Regions from separate parts of the Homo sapiens genome. Here region 2 is linked to region 1. A link is a contact called in ENCODE Hi-C or POLR2A ChIA-PET data. All regions are on one chromosome and are shown on one strand. The core of a region is the stretch at or near the end of the contact, and the rest is flanking DNA. Distances in the headings are between cores, read along the strand shown.

Region 1 (4,693 bases), core at 430-2,929:
TTAAGTAACTTGCATAGGGTCATAAGAGTAAATAAATGCTGGAGCTAGGATTCAAATACACACAATCTAGTTGCAAAGTACGTGAACTTCTGCCAAGTTCTATAGCCTCTTCACCACTACTTCAAGTCGTCAACTCCTGAATTTTTAAAAATGTTCAGTGCCTCTACAAGCTCATATAATTTTAAGGGGTTATAAGCCCTGAAGTTAGGGGTCCCAAGGACCCTAAATTAAGTACCACTGCTTCAAACAGAAACTTAAATACTTTGTCCTTGCAGAATTAAAGAAACTTCTTCTTAAAACTCAGTTATAATAACAATATTAGGCTTAGAACAACTCAGTCTACCATTATCTTTTTGCCCTACTTTAAAAGTATAGAAAATGATAGCTAATATTTATTGAGAACCAGGTATTATTTTTGTATAACCTCATCTAATCCCTATACCTCTATGAGATAGGTACTTCTATGCTCCCCACTTTATAGATAGGGAAACTGAGGTCAGAGTATTTAAATAACTTGTTCAGTAGCAAGCAACAATAACAGAAAAAACCAGCTGGGATGTACATTCCACAACCTTTCTCTTTGCTACCACGTTATGTTATCTCTCAAGATGTTTTATATGCAGATGAGGGATTCTGAGTACCACCCCATGCTAATTAATTACATTACATAACGAATGGAAAAGCACTCTGTAAATGATCAAGGATCAGTTATTATTTACTAGGTATCAATCATTAGAAACTTTAAAAAATGATAGTGATATAAAGACAAATAACTTCCAGAGGGTTTCCTCTAAAAGTACCGAGCTGCCACAAACTTTCCAGTTTGGAAACTCTATGTACTGAGGTCTTGTTTTCTTCACTTACACCACCTCCAAATCTACTCTGCTGTAACACAGGGATGTCAGTATACATTATTTTTCCTTTTATGATGCAAAAGGAACAGATTATTTCCCTTTTCCTTTCAGTCTCCTCAGCCCCAGATTGCTGTCCCTTCATTCTAATTACGCCGCAGCAACAGAGGCTTGCAATGGTCAGGAGTTCTGATACCGACCAGTTCTTCAGCCTGATTCTTCTGGCCTTTAAAAGAAAAAAACCCTCCCAGAACGAAGGGAAAAGTAAAGCATTCGTGTTCAGCAGCCAGACCAGAATTCCCTTGAGTAAGAGATCTGCAACACCCAACATCAAACACTGCATTTTCTTTAAGCCCGTCCACGGTCGGCTCCTTCAAGTCCAGGCCTCCCTATCGGCCCCGCGATCCCTCCCAGCGCGAGCGGAAGGCCCCTCCGCCCGGACTCCCAGGTGGCGCAGCCCTCCAGGCCCCGAGGTCCCCCGGCCCAGCCCTCGCCGCCAGTCTTCGGGATGCCAGGCTACCTGCCAGCCTCTCCTCTCACTCGGCGCAGGACTCGGATCCGTATGCTACCGCGATCCTACCATCCGCCCAACGCCTAGCACCCAGAGGGCACTCGCTAACCAACCGCGGCGCGGAGAAAAGCCGTGCTGCGAGGACACCTTCCGCCTCGCCCACCCGAGTCCCAGGCGCTGAAGTCTCTCCATCTTCTTTTATTCCATCGCCCCCCGGCCCAGCCCGCTCAGGTGTATTCCGCTTCCTTCCCCGCCCACCCACCGTCCCCACCTGGAGGTGGTCCGCCGCCGCTCCGCACGCCACTGCTCTGCAAACTGTCCTAGCAGCTGGGCAGCCAGCAAGCGGGCCGGGAGGCTGGAGCGGCCAGCCAATCAGCGACCGGCGCCATAAGCTGATATGACGGCAGATCGCGCGAAGGGCCTGCGCGCAGCTCTCCGCGGTCACGTGGGCGCCGCGCGCTCGGCCACGCCCCCTTTGTCCTCTGACTAAGGGGAGGGCGGGCGCCCCATCCGAGTACCTTTGCGGTGGAGGATGCGGTTTCGGGTTTTGCGTTTGTTTCTTTGCTTTCTTTTTAAACTAGCTCTTGTGTCATTCATGGTGGTACCAGGCAGGTTTACGGTGTTTATACAAACATTCCTAGAACGGGTGCCCTGCGTTGAGGGAAATAGACGACACTTCCTTTGACGCGAATGTCTGGGTCGTTTTCTCCCTCAAGGGAGGAGGTGCAGATGTTCCCAAACAGGTGCTCAAGGTTTTAAGACGTAGTCCCCCCGATTTTCTAGCGCTGAATGGCTGGAGGCTCCGCGAGCCGGTGTATGTAGGGGTCTAAATGGTGACAAGATGAGGGTAAACATGGACAGAAACCTTTTCACGATACAAGTTGTTGAAAACCAAGGTTAACGCAGATCTAATTGGCTTTGATTTGCTACACATGAATCGAGCAGCTCCGATTTCCTGAAACAGAGCTGAGCAGAGGAGGGTGGCTTCACAGGCAGAAGAGGACGGAGGAAAGCAGAAATAAGGAACCAAAAGATCTGTCGTTTCAGAGTGACTTTCCTTAAACAGAGATTAAAACAGAGGGGACTGACTTGTGATACCAGCTCAGCAACTTCAAAGTGGCAAACTGGGCCACTTTACCTATTACATAAATAATATGGGGAATACATGACAGAAATGAGGGATTTTTAAGGGAAAAAAATAACATGATTCGATCTGCCTTCAAAAGACTTTTCCGGTAGTTAAACTTCAAATGTACATAGGATACTGGACAAAGTTCAAATGAATTTAAAATAGTGTAGGTGGTTTTTTTAAAAAAGACTCATTATATAAATAAAAATAAATTTTAAAAAGTTTTGAGTGTCTACTTCGTTTAACACATCGTACTGAACACCGGGAATGGAAAGAGATGTTACAATAATGACAAAGACATGGTTCCCAACCTTAAAAAGCTTATGTGCTGTGGGAGAAATGGGCATGTATAAATAACTATGTTGCTTATTACAAGGACAGGAAATAAACAGTAATTGGTGGTATAGGCTGAGCACAGAGACAAAATGGCTATTCTGATGAGGGAAATTAGGGAAGGAACATTGTTTTGCCCAATGAAATGATTTGAATGGACACTTTAAAATGTTATTGAGCATAGATGATAAAACATTTATTAAACGAATAAAAGCTCAAAAGTGAAATGTTATAAGCAAACATCAAATATCCTGAATCTCTAGAATTTTATTGTTGAATATGCCTTAGCTATTACAAGTGGTCTTTATTCTTGGTGACTTAGGGATTCCCAAGAAATTTGCAATCACTCCTGACAACTCAAAGTAGTAATAAGTTAACCTCAAGAGAACAATCTTGTTTAAAAATAAATTTAAGTGTATTTTTTAATTATTATTTAAGTTCTGGGATACATGTGCAGAACGTGCAGGTTTGTTACATAGGTATACATGTGCCATGGTGGCTTGCTGCACCTTCCAACCCGTCATCTAGGTTTTAAGCCCTGCATGCATTAGTTATTTGTCCTAATGTTCTCCCTCCCCTTGCCCTCCACCCCCTGACAGGCCCCGGTGTGTGATGTTTCCCTCCCTGTGTCCATGTGTTCTCATTGTTCAACTCCCACAGTTGAACAACTCCCACATACTCAATGAGAATATGTGGTGTTTGGTTTTTTGTTCTGTGTTATTTTGCTGAGAATGATGGCTTCCGGCTTCATCCATGTCCCTGCAAAAGACATGAACTCATTCTTTTTTTTATGGCTGCATAGTATTCCGTGGTGTATAAGTGTATTAATAGCACATCCTGGGGTGCAGCATTCCTACATGTCTTTTCTATCCAGGCACACTGATGGATCAGGGTAATTTATTTATTCATTGTTTGCAAGGGTCTATGGTACCAACCAGCCAGTACCAAGGAATTCAGAGATAAGCCACAATACCTGCCTATGTGTCTGGATGGAACATGAACATGGAAACAAACCATTTAATCATTAAATTACTCAATTTATTTACTCAATAAATCATTATGTAATGGTGATAAGTGTCAGGCACTGTCATATGCACAGGAGATATACTGATAATCAAAACAAAGTCTGCTCTAATGAAGCTTACACACTAGTAAGGAGACAGAAAACTGATAATAAATAAATAGATATATAATACAATGTCGGACAGTGCTATGAAGAAAAAGAAAATGGGGTAAGAGAATCAAAATTAACGGAAGCTGTTAACTTCAGACAGCATGGTCAGTCAGTTTCTCTGAGAGGGCTACATTTGACCTGAACAGAGTTAGAAGTCCTCATTCACTTGGAAGATTCTAAACTGAGATTGAGTTTGAATTTTTTTCAATGAAATGTTGCCTTTCAATGCATCAATAATTTATCAGCCCACGTTCATTATATAACATTATACTTTAATGAGAACACTAAGCACTAAACTGTTTAAAGACCTTTGTCTTTACAAAGGTACTACAAAGGAAACTACAAAGACTGTAGTTTCTGAAGTTAGGAAATGAAGACCCTTTCTTTCTGCATTCGTCCGTTTGCATTGCTATAAAGGAATACCTGATACTGGGTAATTTACAAAGAAAAGAGGTTTATTTTGGCTCACAGTTTTGCAGGCTGTACAGGAAGTGTGGTGCTGGTATCTGGTTCTGGTGAGAGGACCTCAGGAAGCTTACAATCCTGGTGGAAGGCAAAGGGGGAGCAGGCCTATCGCATGAAGAGAGGGAGCAAGAGAGAGGGAGGAGGCTCTCTCTTTTAAACTCAGGCTCTTTTAAACAGCCAGATCTCATGTGAACTCATAGAGTGAGAACTCACTTTACTGTGAGGACAGC
Region 2 (5,377 bases), core at 1,517-4,016, 3.7 Mb before region 1:
TGACATTTTTAGGAATCCTGATGGCCCCCTGAAATTTTGGGGAGAAAAATGAGTAGAAGTTCCCCTTTAGAACAGACATGATCTAAGGGCCAAGCTTTAGAAGTAACTATTCAGCATTTATTTTGAGCTGACAGAGCTATATCCGTTAATAAGGGTGGATACCCAGACTAGATATGCTAAAGCTATAAGGAGTTCTATTAGATGCTTGATCAAACTCCCTTTGGCTGGAACTGATCAGAAATTTTTAAATCAGGAAAAGGAGATATGTTTATCCATGTTCCAAGACTTTAATATTTTGAGTTAATGTGTGTGAATACGATAGTCAATACTTCTTAACATAGAAAAAGTTTGATGGTGTCAAATTTTAGGCATGTTGACACTACTGATATTATACAGATGTAATTTGAGCAATTACAAAGAGGTGTCAACAACTTAAATACCAAAATATCTTTATACCAAATCTTACCAAGTCTTGTGGGGTGTTTCCTGCATTCATCCCTTCTCATTCCACTCCTTTTTTTTTTCCAGAGATGGGGTCTCACTCTATTGCCCAGGCTAGAGTGCAGTAGTATGATCATAGTTCACTGCAGCCTACAATTCGTGGGCTCAAGCACTTCAATCATCCTTTTTCAAGGCTGTTCTTCTCTATTTCTTACCACTAACAAAGTTTCGATGCTATACTCCATGCTTAAATTATTATAATTATATTCTAATTTATCCCCAGGATCCAATCACTCCCTATCCTTCAAAACCTTTGAAGCAATTCATCTAAAGAAAACACTGGTTGATCATGACATTCACCTGTAAATATTAAACAAAGTCAATCCCTTCTCCAAAATTTCCTAAGGTACTCTACCATCCCTATTTTCCATAATCCTGTCAGCAACCATTCTCCTACTAAGCTTTCCACTCCAATCGATCTAATCTACCCTTAGAATCCTGAACCTTGCTTACTTCTTACTCTCCTCATTCTCCTTAATAGGAGAATCATTCCCTTCCCTTCTCCGATCAAATTCTTCATTACACTTTCCTGGGTCACATCAACCCAACGTCATAGCTTCTTGATTGAGCATTATATTCTTAGAACTTAGATAGAGATACCACCTAGACTCTTAAAATCCTTTTTGGAAATAGGCAGGGTAGGAATAAATCAATGAATATACATACATATGTGCAAACATAAATAAAATGAATATAGTATATTGCATTACTTTAACATTTAAACACATCTCATTTCTCTTCTGAGATCAAGTACACTGAGGGAACATATCTCATCCTTTTTTCATCCATGTTCAGCACCTTGTCTACACATACAGAAGACATTTTGTGCCTTTCATAAATACTTCATGAGTGTCTATATTGATTAGGCAGTATTTAAGATAAAAGTGGGAATGTGATGATAAATGACATTTGTTCTCTACGCTCAAGGAGCTCACACTGCATCAGGAAAAGATATATAAACAATCTACTATAACACAATGTGGTAAGTGCCAAGTTAAATTTGAACAAATAGCTAAGGGGCACAGTTTGGTGAAAGACTATCAGAAACCATGGAATTTCTAGTTAGACTTTCTCAGATTATCAGAGTTCATCTCTTTCTCCTTTATTCTATTACTCCATTTTGCCTGAATCCTCATTACAAAATTTATCATAAACCTTAAGCAACCAATTAATGTTACTTGAAGTATGCCAACTATCATCCATACTAAGTTGCAGTGTCTGGAAGATGTAGATAGTGCTTATGTCTTGGGCATAACAAGCAATCAAGAGTCTGAAGTAAACTGATATACAGATATATATCTATATAACCTGTTCCATGTAGATTATGCTCTATATATTATAGTAGGTGAGTAATAAATATTTGATTATGCCAACTAAAGCTGCAGTCAAGTTTTGGCAAATACTTGTTCTATAATCCTAATGCAAGAGCATAAACTATTTATGGCAGAATAGAAACAGCATCCTCGGACTGTTCATCTTTAAGCACCCAGGATTAGAGAAGGCTAATAAAAAGGGTGGTGGGGAACCCCACCATATTTGGATCAAACTGACACTCACATATGCTGGGATTTCCGAACTACCTGGTGAGGCAGGTTCCACCCATGCCCCAACTGGTACTATAGCCTCGTTCCTCTCAGCCAGCACTGCCAACACGTCCTTGCTCTTCAGGGGGTTTAAAGCCAGGGGCAACCTTGAGGTATTTCGAGGTTTCTTTCGGGCCATACTTCCCAGCATCTGTGACTCCTGATTAGGAGAAAGAAAAAGCTTAAAATCTTCAAATGACTGCATTAAAAGTTCAACCTCCTAACACATGAGCCACAGGCCCGTGAAAAGGAGAGAAGCCCTGGAGGCAGAAGCCTGGCATGAAGTGGAAACACACGGATTCTAGAGAAAAAGGAAGAAAAGAAGGGAAGAGAAATGGGAAGAAATAAAGAGGCAAAGAAAGGTTTTTAAGTTGCCTTCTAGAAGAAATGGCGATGAGAGGGAAGAGAAAGGATGGGAATGAGAGAACGAAGACTGTCCTCAGCTGTGGGCGCAGCGAGGCGGGAAGGGAGGAATGACAGCTGCAACCCGGAGAAAGAGGGAGGGGCGGGGACCTGTGTCTGCAGCCGAGAGTCCCAATAATCGGTATAGGTTATGGGAAGACGCGCTGAACGGCTGGGAGCCTCGGGCCAGATAAAAGCCTGCTTCTGAGGCCCCGAGGCCTGCTCCGGCTGAGATGGCACTGGCCAGGAATCGGCCCGCAGCTCGCCACAGACTCAGTCTACTCGGAGTACTAAGGTAACCGCCTCAAGTAGACCGCCACTTTGCGGTGGGCTGCTCCGTCCCGCCCATCCGTAGCCTTATGCCCGCCCTTTCCGGAGCCCGCGTCCCCTCCCGGAGCTGGGAAGGCGTGAGAGGTGGAGTTTCGAGCGCCCGAGGTATCGTCATTTCCTCTTCCTGTCCGGCTGAGGGGGCGGGGACGTGTGGGTAAGCGGAGTCGCTGGGTAATGCGCCATGTGAGGCGCGGTGGGACTGTCGTTCCTGGACCAACGCCGAGACTTCCTAAATCCCTCCGGAAAGGGATGCGTTGGGCCTGTGATCTGGCGACTAGGAGGGTCAGGAGTCCCAGTAGAGGGAATCACGGGAAAAGAATGAAAGAGGGAGGCGAGCCTGGCACGGCTTCCTGGAGAAACAAACTAAGCTAACAAATTTTTCGGATCCTTTGTGCAGCTAATTTTACAGTACTGTTTCATACATCTTATTATATTTGGACATCACGGCCTGTTGAGTGGTCTCCCTCTCTGCTGCAAGCTCTGCTGTAATCCAGAGACACTCAATTATCTCTGTAGGATAATTTATTCATTCGATTAACATACATTACTACTAACTTTTTATAAACCAGTACTGTTCCAAGCACCGGAGATACATAGCTATGAACGAAACAAATATCCCTGCTCAGGGAATTCACAATAGAGTGAGGGGAAATAAGCGAATAAACAATGAGTAAGTAAATGTGTGTGATGTGGAGTAAAAGCAAAGAAAGCGGATAGGGAGTGTGGTGGGCAGGGTGGGGATTGGAGGGATGAAATATTAGAACGTCCAGAGAAGCTGCACTGAGATACTTTTCAGCAAAGACTTAAATGAGTTAATGGAAGAAGCCACTGTGCTCTTCAACGGAGGCTTTATAAACATGTTCCAGATATAACAGCAAGTATAAACGCCCCAAGGTGGAAGCATTGCCTGGTTGAGAAAAAGTCAGGAGGATAGTGTGACTGGAGCAGAGGGAGAGTGGAAGAATGCTGAGACAGTAGGTCAAGCAGGCAATCCGATCAAACATCGTAAGCCACCATAGGTGTTGAGATGGGGAGCCACTGGAGCAAGGTTTGGAGCAAAGGAACACCATAATGTGACAAAATTAAAAAAATAATAATTCCGAATGCTGTAGTGAGAATAGACTGTAAAGAAGACCAATTAGGTGGCTATTGCAATAATTCAGTTAAGGGATTGTGATGTCTTGGATCAAGGAGGTAGTGGTGGAGATGATGATAAGTGGTTGGATTCTGTATCTATTTGGGAGGCAAAACTTTCAGGATCTGTTGAAGGTTTGGATATGGATTGTGTGAGGGAGAGATGTCAAGGAAAACTAGGGGTTTCATCCTGAGCAGCTGTCAGGATGAAATTACTATTTACTGAGATAGTGAAGATGGTGGAAGGAGTAGATTTGGAAAGGGGAAGATCAGGAGTTCAGTTTGGGGCAGATAAAGTTTTATCTAATCAACATCCGAGAAGATAGTATGAGAAAAAGTGTCTGGAGCTCAGAGAAGGGTTCTGGGCTACAAATATAAATCTAAGAGTCGTTAGCCTGTAGATTTAAAGCCATGAGACTGGATGGAGTCATCAAGGGGTTGAATATAGACAGATAAAAGAATAAATCCTAAAACAGCCCCAGGGTATGTCAGTATTACAGAGGCTGAGAAAAAGAGGAGGAGAATGCTAAGAGATTGAGAAGGATTAATCAGTAAACCAAGGAAGAAAACTATGAGGGTGTGATACCTTGAAAGCCAGGTGAAAAAGAAATGTTCCATTGAGGGCAGACAATCTGTGTTAAATCCTACTGACAGATCAAATAAGGTAAGGACTGAAAATTGACTATTGGATTTGACCATGTGGAAGTGATTGATAACTTTTAAAAGAGCAGTGTCTTTAGAGTAGTTGGAGAGCAAAAGCCTGATGGGCTAGGCAAGAAAGAGTAGGAGAAGGAATTGGAGACAGCAATTTTAGACAATTCTTTCCATGAATTTTGTTGTGAAGGGACACAGCGAAAGAGGTGGCTGAACGTAGAGGTAGGATCATTGGAGAGTTCTTTAAGATCATAGCATATATTTGTTATTGATGGAAATTAACCAATAGACAGGAGAAAACTAATGATGCGGGAGAGATATGGGAGAATTTAGGGATCTACAGTCATGTGTCACTTAAAGATGGGGATACATTTTGATAAATGTTAGGTGATTTTGTCTTTGTGCAAACCTCATAGAGGAAATGGAATTTAGTGAACAAGTGGAGGGATTGGCCTTAGATAGCAGGAGGTATGGTTAATTATAATAATAGCAGAAAAGTTAGAATACACAGTAAACTGATAATTAGGTAATGTGGTGGCAGGAGCTTATGGAAATTCTCTTCTGATTACTCTGTTTTCTCTGTAAAATAGTATTGTAGCCAACCTCCAAGATGGCCCCTAATGATCCCCACCTCTTGGTGTTCACACCTTTGTGTAGTCCCCTCCCACATTGTACCTAGGTTGGACTGTATGACCAACAGAATATGGCAGAAGGGATGGTATATTACTACAGAGGTTAGGTTATAAGAGATATGCTCACATGGGCTCGCTCAC

The links. Hi-C counts contacts between places; a loop is a spot of excess contacts on that map. ChIA-PET counts read pairs that join two places held with the same protein, here RNA polymerase II (POLR2A). Pooled maps may share reads with other maps.
Region 2: a map of naive thymus-derived CD4-positive, alpha-beta T cell shows a loop between it and region 1 (9-fold over the local background). The contact joins the promoter of CCDC15 here to the promoter of SC5D in region 1. A Hi-C loop is called at or near these places in 1 of 168 maps with a recorded cell type or tissue (naive thymus-derived CD4-positive, alpha-beta T cell) and 6 of 50 pooled maps. POLR2A ChIA-PET finds 5 or more read pairs at or near these places in 1 of 52 experiments (T-cell).

What each region holds. Positions count from the first base shown.
Region 1 is chr11:121,289,757-121,294,449 of GRCh38, reverse strand. SC5D (sterol-C5-desaturase) reads right to left here and starts at 1,679. Exons shown (of 5, transcript NM_006918.5): 1 at 1,634-1,679. RefSeq lists a silencer at 1,668-1,717 and an enhancer at 1,888-1,937.
Region 2 is chr11:124,951,591-124,956,967 of GRCh38, reverse strand. CCDC15 (coiled-coil domain containing 15) reads right to left here and starts at 2,766. Exons shown (of 16, transcript NM_025004.3): 1 at 2,598-2,766; 2 at 2,059-2,244. The coding sequence starts at 2,235. CCDC15-DT (CCDC15 divergent transcript) reads left to right here and starts at 2,977. Exons shown (of 3, transcript XR_948134.3): 1 at 2,977-3,486. RefSeq lists an enhancer at 2,563-3,106.